Linked DNA regions of Mus musculus: regions 1 and 3 are each linked to region 2. Evidence: chromatin loops called from intact Hi-C (ENCODE). Cell type or tissue: gastrocnemius. All regions are shown on one strand.

The links. Hi-C counts contacts between places; a loop is a spot of excess contacts. Peaks named below come from ENCODE experiments on the same cell type or tissue, not always from the same donor. Only the 100,000 strongest peaks of a DNase experiment are listed, where the experiment ranks them.
Region 1: it touches region 2 in a loop (5-fold over the local background); 29 of 42 quality-filtered maps call a loop at or near these places.
Region 3: it touches region 2 in a loop (8-fold over the local background); 19 of 42 quality-filtered maps call a loop at or near these places.

Annotation. Positions count from the first base shown.
Region 1 is chr9:59,957,085-59,962,084 of GRCm38, forward strand. It overlaps a transcript of Nr2e3 not described here. Among named protein-coding and RNA genes, the nearest start is that of Gm7616, 8.3 kb to the left of the region's middle. In gastrocnemius, a CTCF peak has its summit at 2,457; DNase peaks (open chromatin) are centred at 2,417, 3,315, 4,320 and 4,656.
Region 2 is chr9:59,720,727-59,725,726 of GRCm38, forward strand. No RefSeq gene overlaps it. Among named protein-coding and RNA genes, the nearest start is that of Senp8, 27 kb to the right of the region's middle. In gastrocnemius, a CTCF peak has its summit at 2,545 (motif pointing right); DNase peaks (open chromatin) are centred at 2,634 and 3,259; H3K4me3 peaks cover 570 bases; H3K27ac peaks cover 1,471 bases.
Region 3 is chr9:59,967,278-59,972,277 of GRCm38, forward strand. It overlaps Thsd4 (thrombospondin, type I, domain containing 4), which reads right to left. Exons shown (of 18, transcript NM_001040426.3): 18 at 1-5,000. Among named protein-coding and RNA genes, the nearest start is that of Gm7616, 18 kb to the left of the region's middle. In gastrocnemius, a CTCF peak has its summit at 2,315 (motif pointing left); DNase peaks (open chromatin) are centred at 2,310 and 4,177.

The DNA.
Region 1 (5,000 bases), 240 kb after region 2:
AGGAAATAGCAAGTTACAAGATATCACAAAACCAAAAATCACACTAAGCCAGAGGTATGCGGATGGATATGAAATCTATTTAGACACATCAGTCTGTTTAACGTAGTGCTTAACGTTCATCTTGTTATTTAACTGATCTTTTATATTTCCTTAGTAGATGAAATATATTTCTGAAAGTCTGTTTTTAAAGGGAGCTGCTACATTAGGCTGAGATTGACTATTTGATTCTAAGGTGAGACTCCTACATAAGATACCAAAGCAACGCTTTTGGAAGTGTTGTGTCTTGAGTCTACGGGAAACTCGGATGAGCGCAAGAATTGTGAAGTCTGCTGTAACTCGCAAAAGAGTCTTTTATTGTTTCAAATTTGAACTCAGATCACCTGCCTTGCACTCACTGCGTAAATGCTGGCAAGCAACCCTGAGTCCAGAAAACACTGGGTTTATATCAGTATAGTTAGAAATCCTGTGAATGTTCACAGAAAAGGGGAGCAGAGGGCTGTAATCACTTGGTGGAATGGTACTGAGGGGGACGGGTTAATGTGTGTCTGTTCAGGGACTAATTTCATGGCCACTCTTAACTGTCTGTGACCCGACCTCTGATTACCTTTTCTCCATGATTTAAACTCGAGGCCCTAGTCTCCCTTGAGCTTGTTATTTCTCTAAGGTCTCAAGGACAGGCACCTGGAGAGTTCTGCTTATCAGGAGGAGTGTTGGTTTTTTTTGGAGACACAAAGGCATGGAGGATGTCTCGTGCTGTCTCCTCAGAATGGCCTCATTAAGGAGGAGTTTTATGGATAGTGCCATTTTAACACTAGGGGAGCGGCCAGGAAAGGGGCAGAGAGCCCTGGGCTTGCTGCAGGAGGACACAGCACAGAAACCAGTTGTCTGTGTATCATGCTTGTTGCGGGCTGGAGGGAGGATTGGAACTTCTGGCAGGGGGTAGGGAACGCAGAGGCAGACTGTACACAGCACTGAAGTATCTCGAGTCTCAGTAGTTCAGAGGTTACAGCAGAAGCCCTTGCTTATTGTGAAAATAAAACAACAACAAAAAACCATTTGAAACAGAAACAATCATTGGAGTAATACTTATGAACAAATTAAGTGTAGGGTGGGCATGCTGAGTCTGCTCTAATTCCTTCATTAAACTATAAGGCTAGCACACCGACAGCAGGGCTGGTCTCTTCTGAGAACAGCTGTAGCCTGCAGCAATCCACCCATGTGCTCCCACCCCACCCCACACCTGCTGAACTGGATTGTAAACCAGTTCACTGCTGGGCCACAGATCAGATCTTGGGGTGGAGGGCTGGCTTTAATCCTAGCACTGAGGAGGCAGAAGCAGGTAGATCTCTGTGAGTTTGAGGCCAGCCTGATCTTTGAGTTCCAGGGCAGCCAGGGTTACACAGAGAAATCCTGTCTCAAAACAACAGCAACAATAACACCACTAAGGAAGTGTTAGTGTAGTGTGCTGTGACAGTGGCATTGTGATTATGTTGAATAAATCATCCGAGTCTGTTAGAAAGCTGCCATGCATGCAGTGTTTAGATTTGTTTCTGAAACTTCCAACAAAGCAATGGAAAAGTATTAATTATTGTTATTACTGTCTGAGTGTTTATGTGTTGGAAGATGACTTTCAAAAACTAGTTCTCTTCTTCTACCCTGGGGATCAAACTCTGGTGGCAAGCACCTTCACCTGCCGAGCCACCTCACAGCCAGATTTTTTTCCCTTTCTTTTCTTTACTTTTTAAAAAATATTATTATATCTAACATATCTAATTATATTTGTAGCTGTCTTCAGATGCACCAGAAGAGAGCATTGGATTGCATTACAGATGGTTATGAGCCACCATGTGGTTGCTGGGATTTGAACTCAGGACCATCGGAAGAGCAAGAAGCTAGTGCTCTTAACCACTGAGCCACCTCTCCAGCCTGGAATTTTTTTTTTAAGTTGTTTTTTAAAATAACTAAATTAATGAGGACTGGGTATATCCTGAGGTGGAAGTCATTGCACAGTGTGCACAGATTGCAGCCTCAATCCTGAGTGTGCCCAAACAGGATAAAAGAAAGGGTGGCTGAGCCGGCAATTTTTAAACTTTATGGGTCTCACCGTCTCTTATCTATAATTTTTCTTGTGACTGAAATTTTATATCATAAAAAGTCACTATAAATGTGTCTACACACAGGAGTGAACCACTTGGTTAATGTGGTTGGTGATTTATTTTGATCATATGTATTCGACTTTATGCTTTTCCCCTCTGCTTCCCTCACTCCCCTTTTATATGTGTCCTCACTGATGGGTTCTGGCCACGTGTGGTTTTGGCTTACAGGAAGATGTTAGCATCCGTTCAGCTGGAATCCTTGAGTTTGAGCACTCGCGCCCTCTCCTGTCAGGAGAGGAAAGTACAGCTGAGGATCAAGGGCTGAGGTCTCCGCCCCTTGTCAGAGACTTTCCCTCCTCACCCTGGGTCAAAAGTGTCTAACAGGCTGACCTGCAATACCCACAAAAAACACAAGATGGCAACATTATCCCGATAGCGTTGCCTCCACAGACTTTCTGAATTCTAGCTTACTTACTGAAATGTAAAATTATAGAAACCTTCCTCAATATTCAAGTTGAAACTTCAGGCAGAGGTTAAAACTCTTAGTGATGAATCCTGGCAAAGTTTCCAGTGTCTCTGTGGGACTGTGAAAGGCAGCCTGTGTTCTGGTTGAGCGAAGCTTACCCTGAAGACCCAGTAGAAAACTCTACAAGGGACAGAACAGTGAGCCACGTTCCCAGACACAGGCCCCTGACACCACAGAGGCCCCGACTCCATAATCCTGTGACTATCAGTCCCCACAGTCAATGTCAGGTATGCTCCTCCCCACAGTTACCCTGCACCAGGTAGGGAGCCCAGCCCACTATAAAAGGGGCTGCTTGGCCTCTCCTCACTCTCCTAAGCTCTTGTTCTCCTACTCTCACCTTTCGCTCTCTTTTTCCCCCTCCATTCCCACGTCTCTCCACGTAGCCATGGCCAACTTCTCCTTCTCTACCTTCTGTCTCTGTCTGTCTCTGTCTTTCTACAGTAAAGCTCTAAAACCATGGACCATCTCTGCTCATCAAGACCCACCATGTTAGAACAATGGAATAGGCCTTTCCCTAAAGAACCACGCCTAATCTCCCCTGGGAAGGCCTCCCAGTGTTACCAGCTACCAGACTGGACCAAGGGCTCTTGGCCCTCACTTTGTTCTCAGCTCTTCTGTGACATACAGCAGCGTCTGAGATGTCTGAGACTGAGAACCTGTTGTCTCTGGACTCCGTGAGGCCCAGAGAGCCTGGACTGCTCCCTCTCTATCTCCGCGGACTGGGGTTCGGTGGCTTCCCACAGCCAGATTTCCCCTCCCCCACTCGGGGCCGTGTGGCGAGCCTATGGCAGTTCCCCACATTCGCCCTCCCAGAGCCTGCTGCCGAACATGTCTCCAGTTTGGTTTTCTCCACCAAAGCGCAAAGATTCCCTTAGAGGTGACATCACCTTACCTTAACATCCGTTCTGACACGTTGACTCATGTGGTGTGCCATTCACTGCCGGAAGATGGGAGCTGAACGGATGATGACGGGATTTGGATTTATTGTGCCGAATCAAAGACTGGCACAGTGGCATAAAATATTATAGTATTTTAAAAATTAAACAATGTTATTTATTTACATTCCAAATGTTGCCCTCCTTCATGGTCTCCCCTCCCCGAGTTCTTCATCCCATCCCTCGTTCCCTTTGCTTCTGAGAGAGTGCTTCCCCCAACTCCCCCCTCTACCTTACCTCCCACCCCCACCCCCCACCCCCGCCCCAATCACCCCCTTTCCCTGGGGCATCAAATTTTTACAGGATCAGGCACATCCTCTCTTATTATAGTATCTTCTAAAAAAGATTTTTGTGTTCCTGTGAAAATGGCCGGAGGCAGATTTTTAGCTAAATCTCAGTTTTTCTGCATTCCAGGTGTCACTACCTGAGGGATCATTTACGAGGTCTTAGGGAGCAAAGAGCAGGAAGGACAGTTGCTGAATCCAGACTCAGAATTAAACCCGGACAATTCACCGTTAGTGAGGCTCTGTCGGCACACAGATGCCTGCAGCAAGGCTTGGTGAGGAGTCTTCGTTAAAAAAAGAATAAAAGCCAACAGGATAGGGAAACGAAGCCTGTTCCGAAATGCTTCTGACTAGGCCGACTGAAGTTCGGGACACCACAGGAAGGAGGGAGAAGGCTGATGAGGTGATGGGCCCACTTCTGCCCAGTCAGAAAGCCCTGCGGCACTGCAGCAGGTGCCTAGAGGAGGCTGCGGACTCAGAACACGTGATCTGCAAGAAGGGAGGGGTTGGGCCTGAGGGCAAGGGAACCTTCAGGACACAGAATTGCCAGCTGCTTTCCCATGGCGTAGCCCCAGCCTAAGTAAGTATCCTGACATTAAAAACTTTAGAATTGAATGATAATGAAAATACAACATACACAAATCTGTGGGACACATGGAGCAACTTTAAGAAGCAAGTGCGTATTGCTAATTGCCCACCTTAAAAAAACAGTGGAGAGATCTCACAGGTTTCCATGTCCAGGCTGTAGCAACCCGTGGAGGCAACCCATGGAGGTAAAGAGTCTGTCGTGGTCCTGGAAAGGTCTGGGCAGATGGCTGGCTTGCTTGTGCCCCAGGCCTTTGCCACTGCCAAGCCCTTCCTGGATGAATGATGGAGGTTGGGCTATTTGAATCCCGAATGCCTCCAGCTGCCTCTTATTCCAGGGACTCTCAGCTGTTAGAGGCTGACACCTGCTTCACCTGCACCCTTGGCTGAATTAATATAATGTTTGCTTGCCATGATAAAATGCGAGACTAAGAATTCATATAAGGACTGAAAAGGAAATGGCTAGCCAAAACAGCAAACGAACAAACAAACAAACACAAGCCCCACAGCTCAAAAAAAGAGCTGAGCTAGCTAGCACCACTAACAACTCTGGTTTGCAGAGACTCTACTGCTC
Region 2 (5,000 bases):
TTGTCTAAGAAGATATAAACAGGCTGAGAGAAAAAAATAATCATGGCTGTTGGGGCTCTGCCCCACACACCATATACAACAACAATAATACAATTTTTTATTTTAAAATAAAACTAAATCTAAAGAGGCTAGCTAGAGAAGTGAACAGCAAAAAAACAAATGACCATAGTGGTGGCACACACCTTTAATCCCTCTACTCAGAAGACAGAGGCAGAGGGATCTCTGTAAGTTCCAGGACAGCCTAGTGTACAGAGTGAGTTCTAGGACAGCCAGGACTACACAGAGAAACCCTATCTAAGACAAACAAACAACATCAATAACAAACCAACCCCCCGCCTCCCAAAAAACCCTTCACTGTAGGCTTAGGTTTATCAAAACCTATTTAATAAGGGTTCTTAAATGCTTCAACCTCCCTTCCAGCCCACTGACCAAAAGTAGGGGAGAAGAAAGATTAATATGAAAACAGGGGATGTGGACCTGTTTAGAAGCAGTTCTTTGGGGTGATTCCAAACACAAATCAGTAGTGGCAATCCAGTCTTATCGGCAAACACCAAACACAAATCAATAGCCATGGCTTGATCCAGAAAAAATTGGAGGTTCTGCTGAATCGGCAGAATCTGTGGAAGCCACAAGAAGCAGCTGGAATGACACAAGAAGTTCCTTGGCACTTTTCTCTCTACAAAGTCATGGCAAGTGACGATCAGCAAAGACCAGCAAAGTGTTGCGAGGTGAATCAACAGGCATCCTCCACTGTCGGGTTCTACTTATACTCCTTCCAAACATCACATGTCCTCTCATGTGTCTGCCTCAGCAAAACATCCTCTCATACAACAGTTTCCAGAAAAAAATCACAAAACACAACTGAGTCTGTAAAGAAACCAAAAATTTCCACTTCACACCATCATCACAACAAAAACAACAATAAAACCACCACCACCACCAAACAAACAACAGATAACCCAATGGTAAAATAAGCAAAGGATTTTTAGAAAATAGTCAATAACCAATAAAAAGTGGTCAGCATTTCTACCCCTGTTAAACCCCATGGAGAGGCTGTCACGATGGTTAGGAGGTGCTGCCAAACAGAAGATCATGGGTGTTGCTGAGGCGAGGAAAACACAGGCATGGCTTGCAAGGCCCTGCACTCCTTCCCAGCACCAAGGGAAGGAAGGAAGGGAGGGAGGGAAGGAGGGAGGGAGGGAGGAAGGAAGGAAGGCTGTGACAATATGAATGATTTTTACCTAAACTGAAAAATTAAAAATAGATAACAGAGTAATTTCATTTTGGGATACTGTCTTAGTATGTTTTATTGCTACAAAGCAACACCATGACCACCACCTCAACCCTCATAAAGGAAAACTTATAGTTTCAGAAGTGTAGTCCATTATCATCACAGTAGGAATCATGCAGGCAGACATGTTGTTAGAGAGCTGAGCATGCTACATCTTGATCCTCAGGCAGCAGAAGGGAACTGTGTGCCACACCGGGCATGGTTTGAGCATTTAAGACCTCCAAGCCTGTCCCCCCTATAGTGACACACTTCCTCCAGTAAGGCCACGCTCCCTAATAGTGCCAATGGTCAAGCATTCAAACACATGAATCTATGGGGCCATTCCTTCTCAAATCACCACAAAAGAGTTGAATGTAGGTTGTTCAGTAGTTGCTGAAGCCAAGCGCTTTCTGGGACTAGAAGAAATAAACATTTGGCTATAACTGGAAAATATGGCTGATCAGTTGCAGACTTCTGAAGAACCCAGGGAAAGTCCAAGAAACCTCTGCAGACCACACTCCCACCTCGCATCCCTGGACACAGCAGCATCACAGACAGGGCACACAATCCTAGCTTTCTCAGTTTGTGTCAAGTGAACTAATCTTACTGGCACAAATCACAAGATGAAGATCTGTGGCAGTGCTTGAGTAGAGGGGACGTGGGTCCCAGAGGGAGAGGGACTCTAGTGGAAAGAGGTCTCAAGAGCGAGGGGTGCATCTCAGCCTAGCCAAGATATCATGAGACTAAGAATCTCACCTCTCAGCCAAGCAGTGGTAGCACTCGCCTTTAATCCCATCACTTAGGAGGCAGAGGCAGGTGGATTTCTGAGTTTGAGGTCAGGCTGGTCTACAAAATGAGTTCCAGGACAGCCAGGGCTACACACAGAAATCCTGTCTGGAAAAAACAAAATAAATAAATATCTAGATAGATAGATATCTAGATAGATATCTAGATAGATATCTAGATAGATATCTAGATAGATATCTAGATAGATAGATAGATAGATAGATAGATAGATAGATAGATAGATAGATAGATAGATAGATAGATAGAATCAATCTCACCTCAGGTGCCCACGCAGCCAGTACAACCCTCGCAAATGATTACTGTGTCTGTGTCTCTAGGACACTTGCCACGTGGCCAAGTAGATGAGCTCCCCACAGCTGTTCTGCCACAGAAGTAAGATATGATTAAGAGAAATTACTTCCAGGACGTTTGCCTGAAGACCACCTCAATGCTCCGGCAAGAGGGAGAGAGAACACTAATATCCCACTAGGTGGCAGCAAAGTGCAGCAAGAGGACGTCATTCTCATTGAAAGTCCCTCCCAGTTTATCTCCTTGCTGGGTGAAATCTGGCCCAGGCTTCTGGTTTGTAATGGAAGAACAGACTCTTCAGGCAGGCGATGGGGCCATCTTCCCCCAGTAGAAATAGCTCAACCCTCTGCCCGATCATCGCCTCCTGCCTGCCTGCTCCCGGCATGGAGAAAGGCCGGCAAGCACTTCCACGGGTCCTCTAGATCTTCTAAAGGTTTGGCTGCCAAGAAGGCTGGCTGGTTGATGTGAAGAGCAGGTGTTGTCTGAACAGCATGGGTGGAGCTCCAAGGGTGGGGAGCTGAGTTCCTAAGGACATAGAACTCAGGCTCCCTGCTTCCATCCACTCTTGTTGTTAATAGCATCCTCTCTTTGGGTACTGAATGAAAGAAATTTGGCTCCAGTTGGGTGTGAACCAAGATGTCAACAGCACCCTCCTTCTTCTACTTTACTTAGGGTGGTTTGACATGTGACTGTTACATATGCTTTGTCCACCAACGGTGTGTGAGAGTGGGAGGCATTTAAGCCTCTGAATCCATAACCAGAGAAACTGGAGTCCTTCCCCTTGCATGACTGATCTCCAGATGAGCAGCACCTGGTGCCCAGCGGGGGCCCTGCTTACTGGGCCCCTCATGTGAGCAGGGCTCCCTGACTCCCTGGAATGTGTTCCTTCTTGTTTGGCTCTCAGCACCTGGCTCCCAGCCAAACCTGGAGCTGCTTGGAATGTGATGCCCCCACTTGCTTTTCTCGAAGGATCTCGGACAAGGCTCTCTCTTCTGCCTGGGGGAAAGGCCAGGCCTGGGTGAAGCCTCGTCCCACTGGTGTAAGGGCCTCAGACTCTCCTGTGACTGAACACAGAAGCACTTGGGTGGGGGAAGAGGGGAACACTACAGAGCTGGGTCCCCAGCAGAGCAGAGGCTGTGTCATATTGATATCTTATCCCCTTGGCAGCCTTCTAAATTGGGCTGGAGTGGGCCAAGAGTTACTCACAAGCTGTTCATTAACTTGCTAAAAGCAGAAAGGTTGGCTTGGGCACCGCTTTGGGAAAATGTGACACCCACTGCTCCTGGATTCAGTGGAGCGTGAAGGCGTATTAATTGGTGTAGGATTTCTGATGGAACTTTTTCTTTCCTGCTAGTTCCAATAGCAGACTAATCGGAATGCCTTGCTCTCTCCAACACGTTAACTACATGTGAGCGGTTTATTTAGCTCCTGAGTGTATGCTTCTATAGATACTAGGGTACTGACTATCATGTTTTGAACAGCAGGCCTATACAATGTGCTTTTATGCTCAGCACCTCATTTGACTCTTAAGACAGCCACAGAGCTTTCACACTTGACTGTCAGTACTAAGGCTGATTAAGTCTGAGATATGACATGGGTCCCCTTCAGGGAGTCTAGTGAGGGGCAAGCCAGAGGCATCAGCTAACTTTGGGGCTTATGGGTAAGACTGAGTCAGTGGATAAGTGTGCAGCATGTGTGGGCTTCAAAGCCTGAGTGAGATTTGGATGAGAGGAGAGTCATGTGCTTGTGGGGCAAGGGCAGAAAAGGATGGAGTTGAGAAGGAAGGCAGGGCTCCCGCAAAAGCTCCGAGGATCCAATGCTGCAGTGAAGACCGAGACTTCCTCCAGTCTCTCCAAGCTACGGGAATGACTGCAGTTTCGGAATGATGAATAAGCTGGTGGTTTTACAAGTCTCAGAATAGTCTAGATCAATCGCTTCTTGGCCTTTTATCTATGACCATGTGGAGAGTCTAGATCATGTTCCCCAGTGTCAGTAGCACTTGTGTTTGGGGTTGGATAATTCTTCATTATGGGGGTTGTCCTAGGTAAGATGCTTAGACATATCCCTGGCTTCTGCCCACTTGATGCTGATGTACCTCTTATCCCTGATTGTGACAATCCAAACCCCCCTAACATTTCCAAGTGTCTCTTGTAGAGAGGACAAAACTGTCTCCAACTAAAAATCACTAATCTGGATGCGAGGGAATTAAATTGTCAGGCTTTTAAATTTATTGTTGCCGCTGCTGGTGTGTGTGTGTGTGTGTGTGTGTGTGTGTGTGTGTGTGGTGCTGGAGAGTGAACCCAGGGTCTTGTGCTATACTGCTGAATATACACCCAGCCCCTGAGCTACAACACCCAGCTCAGCAGGTATTTTCTCAGCACTCTGATCAAGTCTATTGACTTTTGGAATAGCTGATAAGCAACATCATCTCTTTGCCACAGGAAATCTGTGGATGCTAAGGAATTTCCGGGCCTAAGAGGTTTCAGAAGTAGGTTGTTCTGAACATCAGAACATTTCCGAACAGACAGATGTGATAGATACTGTCCCGGAGATAAGAGAGTAGCTGAAAGCAGGATTCACTTCCCAGCCGATCTACCCGCAAGCCGTCTTACGCAAGGGCCACTTTGACTGAGGA
Region 3 (5,000 bases), 250 kb after region 2:
CCACACTGAGAAGGGACGAGAAGGGCTAGTCACCTTTCCTTCTCCAAGTGTTTGGGTGTGAGGAGAGGGCAGATCATATGAGAAAGTATATTTAAGACAGAAAGGTGGCAGGCTTAGTCAGGCACAATACCAGGGGGAGAGCCCCTGAATACGTCAAAAGCGGAGTTAGTTATATTTTGTTTTAAACCCCCAAAAGTTTGGCCAATTACCATATAAACAACTGTAAGGATTGACATAGAATAAGACACTGTGGTGCAGCAATGTGCCAGGAAGCTGGCTTGGCCAATCAAACAATTTTATGTAAATGTGGATGGCATATGTAAATAAATACCTATTAGGTCCCTTTACAATGCACATATTCTAAATAACAGAACTATTCTGGTGTTGCAGTCCACTCTGCAGATATAGTTCAGAATACATATTTCCTATAAACATCTTGTATTTACAGGGAACAAAATAATAAGTTATAGCAAAGTATATCCTTATGTTGGAGAGCTGGGGGGCTCAGGAAGGTGGGAGTTAGTGGATGTAACAGAATGGACTTTTGTCCACTGAGGCAGGGGCTGATCATCTGACAAGGCTGGGAGTTTCTATATTCTTGGGGCCACTTTCCACAGAACAGCACAGCACGGATCCCAACAGAACAACGATTCAGAGGATAAAGGACCGTGTGGGGTAGAAAGCCATTGCTCTTTGTCGGCAAACAGTCCCTCAGGAAGGCAGCCTGTTCTTACAAAAGGGATTGGAGACAAATAGCCCAGGCTAGTCCAGGCTGCCTCGGTGGAGCGTTGTGACCCCAGGCAGGCAGTTAGCTGCCCCCATGCCTGTTTGTCCCTCTGTGAAGCAGGCACAGGGGGATGGCTCTGCCTGGGTTGCCAGTGGCTGCCATATGACGGCACACACAACTTACAGGAAGAGGCACTGATGGGTTTCAAATGGCAGCAAGGTAGTAGCAGTTAGGAAGGATATGAATGAGCCACTCAGAGCTGTTCCACTTTGGGGAGCCTCTCCCCACATCCTGACACAGTGCCATCCTGCCTCAGCTGCTTATCATCTCCAGCATCCCTGCCCCGTAGAAGGTGCTTGCAGAAAGCTTGCCATTCTATAGGAACAACCTGTTTCACTCAACTTCCTCCCTCTGACTCCTGAGAGGGCTCTCAGGGTGTCTCTTCCGCAGATATCCCACCTCACAAGTTCCTCACACTGTCTCCGACAGGCTGTCCTCTTTTATCAGGATTGGGAAACCCCATCTAAATGTTACCTGTGAGCAGTAGTCTTCCTACAGACACCAGCTTGACCCTCGCCCGTGCTTTCTCTGTGGCCTTGGTGGCTTGTGGAGTGGCTTACACACGTGTGTGTGTGTGTGTGTGTGTGTGTGTGTGTGTGTGTGTTCATGTGGAGGTCAGAGGACACCTGTTGCTCTTCAGGTGCTATCCACCATGTTTTGAGACACCATCTCTCACTGGCCTGGAACTTGCCAAGTAGGTGGGGCTGGCCAGCTGGTGAGCCCCAGCGATCCTCTCAGTCTCTGCCTCCCTAGTGCTGGGATTACAACTGAGTACCACCACGCCCGGCTTTTTGCATGTGGGTTCTGAGACTCAACTCAGTTCTTCAGTGCTTTGCTGACTGAGCTAACTTGCGAGTCCAGGGGTCCTTTATATTCTAATGCTTCCTCCCACTCTTTGATTTACTTTGAACTTAGCTGGAATTCTTCTCTAGCACCTTTCAACTGTACAGTTATTCTTTTATTCCAAAGGTAGGACTTTCACCACCTCCCAGGGAACTGTTGAAACATATACAGGCCTTCTCGTCAGGGTTTTTATAACATCTTTTCAGATCCCTCTTACCCTAGCTATTGGCTCTCCAAGATCAGGACATCAGCCAGTTTTCTTCAAAGACATCTAAGCTATGTGCAAAATGTTTTATCTGGCAAGGATCTGGCCTCCACCTGCAGGGCTGACAGATCATTCACCCTGTTGTGACCGTCGTTTTGTTTCATTTTGTTCCTTATAGGAAAGCTCTATAGTGTCAACACTAAGACAGCTATTAATGAAACGAGGGGACTATCTTGGGCAGGTGCTAGCCATATCTAGATTTCTCCATACCACACAACGAATTAATCTAGCATCTCCCGTTTCTCAGTCCTTTAGAGAGCCACTGTTTAAAAAGAGAAGTTTGGGTGTAAATGAGTAGAGAACAAATAGATGATGTGTGCTAAAAGCAAGGAGGGAAGGCGGAACAGAAGTCCTGGGCTGACAAGCTCCCCTGGCTGAGCATAGCCAGGCTGAGCCTGGCTATGAGCAGGGAACTCCCTCTAGCGGCCAGATAGCATATTCCCAGCCTGCCCTGAGAGGTAAAGGGAAATAGAGACTCAATAGAAGCTCAAAAGGAAGGTTGTTTTGTTTTGTTTTGTTTTGTTTTGTTTTGTTTTGTTTTGTTTTCCAGTGAAAGGGAGACAGCACACGCTTTTCATTTGGGGCTTTGTTGACTTTTGTCGAGAAAGGCTACACAGTAGCTTTAATTTACCTAATTTTTCATTCAGAGAGCATGATGTGGCCAGCTGGCACACCAGAGGAAAATCAATATTGAAATATATAATTTCAGTTCCAAACCACAGCCAATGAAGGGAATGTGAAGAGGCCCAAGAAGAAGGTGGCATATAGAGCACCATCTCCAGGGACAGGCATCCATCCCTGGTAATCAGTGGGGATCCCAAGGCCACACTGCCCACACAGTGTACGGAGGAGGCTATGTAGGGGACAGAAGGAGGAACCAGGACCTTTGCAAGATTGGCCTTCTAAACAAAGTAGTTAATTGCCCCATTCTAAAAATCTGCAACCTTCTCAATGGGACTGAACTCTCAGGAACAGCTGATTTCCCTGGGAAAAAATCCCCTGAACTCAGATGAGGTGTTTTCTAGTTTTGTTGGTGGTGTTTTGTTTGGTTTAGTTTGGTGTTTGCCTAAAGACCAGAGCCTGCCCCATTTTCTCTGACCTACACTCACTTACAAGAGGATCATTGTCCTTCTTAAGAACTGTGTGGTGACATCTGAGACATAGGATAGACAAAGCCATCACTAACCCAGCCCAGCCCTGAGAATTTGTGAATTTGAAGGACCAGAGCGCTCACCCTCCACAGAGAAGTCCTTTAGGCCCTGTGACCATCCATTGTTGGGTGGCTTTGGTTGCTAGAACACCTTCCTTTCCTGGAGCTGACGCCAGCCTGCATTTTACCCACAGATCCGGCCTGCACACAAACACCTTCCAAGGAATCCTTCAAATGTCTGGCTTGTCCAGCAAGATCTGAGAATGGCTGCATAGAGGGAAAGCTGCCCAGGACAAGCAGAGGCACAGTGAGAGGGACAGGCAGGGAACTGGATAGAAGCTGCTCATGTGGTGGCTTCTCTCTGTGCTTAGCATGGCGAGTGCGGTCTCTGCTGGGCTGTGTGTCTCCTGCTCCACAGGAGAGGTGGGCTGCTTACGGATGGAAGCAGTGCTTCGCTTCTCAGGCAGAGACAAAGGCTGAGGGGACACTTGCAAAAGGTGGAGGCCATTGGAATCCTCATGAAGTGCAGACCGGACAGCTTATACCATCCCCACAGCCGTGAGCGGTCGGTCATAGTGCAGGCTGCTTCATGGAGAGATCGTATGCTAAGAGTATGTGCTTTCTTTAAGGGAAACATGCCCAGGACCCGAAATAAGATCCTTTCTGTAAGTTTACAATTTTTAAGAAAGAAAAAAGACTTCTCCTAATTGTCTCTCCCCAGTCCCTGGCACCCCAGGATGGTTCACCTTTCAATAAACACTGAGTCCCTTCAGGCCTGGGCCTTTGGAATTACAGTTGGGCAGAGTGAGTCAGCAGAGCTACGGAGGGCTTCCTAGCTCCTTCTCTCAGACCTGCAGCATTAAAGTTAGTCTCGATGGTCAAGGCTTGTGGGAAGAAAGAGTCATGAGTCACAGTGGAGGGGAGCGATGCGAGACCACTAGATAGAAACTCCAGACAGTCCACAGGCTCAAATAAGACCCTTTCTATTGCAATACGGACATCTTGCTGGTTTAACTGGCGTGGCTGTACACGAGGTGGTACCATGAAGAACCCAGGAGAGATGGTAGAACAAGAGCCTGTGGGAGTTTGTTCCAGTTCCAGAACGGCCCAGAGAATCCCTGGCAACTGGCCAGCTCTCCCCATGGCTCTCTTGTCTCCAGGGACAGTTCTGTTAAGAATGGAACTTAGCAAACACCAGATTCCTGTCAGCAGGAGTTGTGGCTGAGGGAAGGGGGACAGGGGTGCAGATATCTTGAAAGAACTCATTTGAGGCAGCACTTGGGGACAGAGGATGGGTCTCAGAAGCCTGGGCTGTTCATAGAATGAGAAACTTCTCAGCCTCCTGGTCAGACAGGAAGCCCCATTCATCCTTCAGACTATAGGCCCTGGAAAGAGCCCAGGTTGAAGGTGCTGTGGGGAGAAGGTTGTGCTTAACCATCTGGGGTAGGCACTTAGCCTTGTTCCCAAACAGCAACTCAGTTATGTGAGTAGACCTCAGTCTCCTTGCTAGTAAAGTGGGAGCACATATTCACCCCCTGCCTCCCATTCTGCGATGCTGCAGCCTCCAGGGAGCTAATGTCAGAGAACGTGTGTACCTGCTAAACAAAAAAGCACTCTGTTGTGAGATACCTCTGTCCGGAGACAGGGAACTGTCTCTTGTCTTTAAGAATGGCAACAGATGCAGCTGGGCTGAGGTATCAGGGGTGCACAGGTTTGTCGATGCTGCAGGATGGGGTGTTTCCCTCTCTTGACTTTCCAAAGGGGTTCTAATTTTGGATAGGCCAGTAGCACCAGGAAGGAGGCTGTGCTTGGTCAGGGGTCCAGCTGCTGCCCTGGATGACGGCAGGTCTGGAGTTGGGATGAGAGCTCTATGCTGGATTTTCAGAAGGCACCATCAGTAGGCGCCAGGTCCCAAGGAAGTTCTCGTCATCAGGACAGGGCAGTGTTCAAAGGGT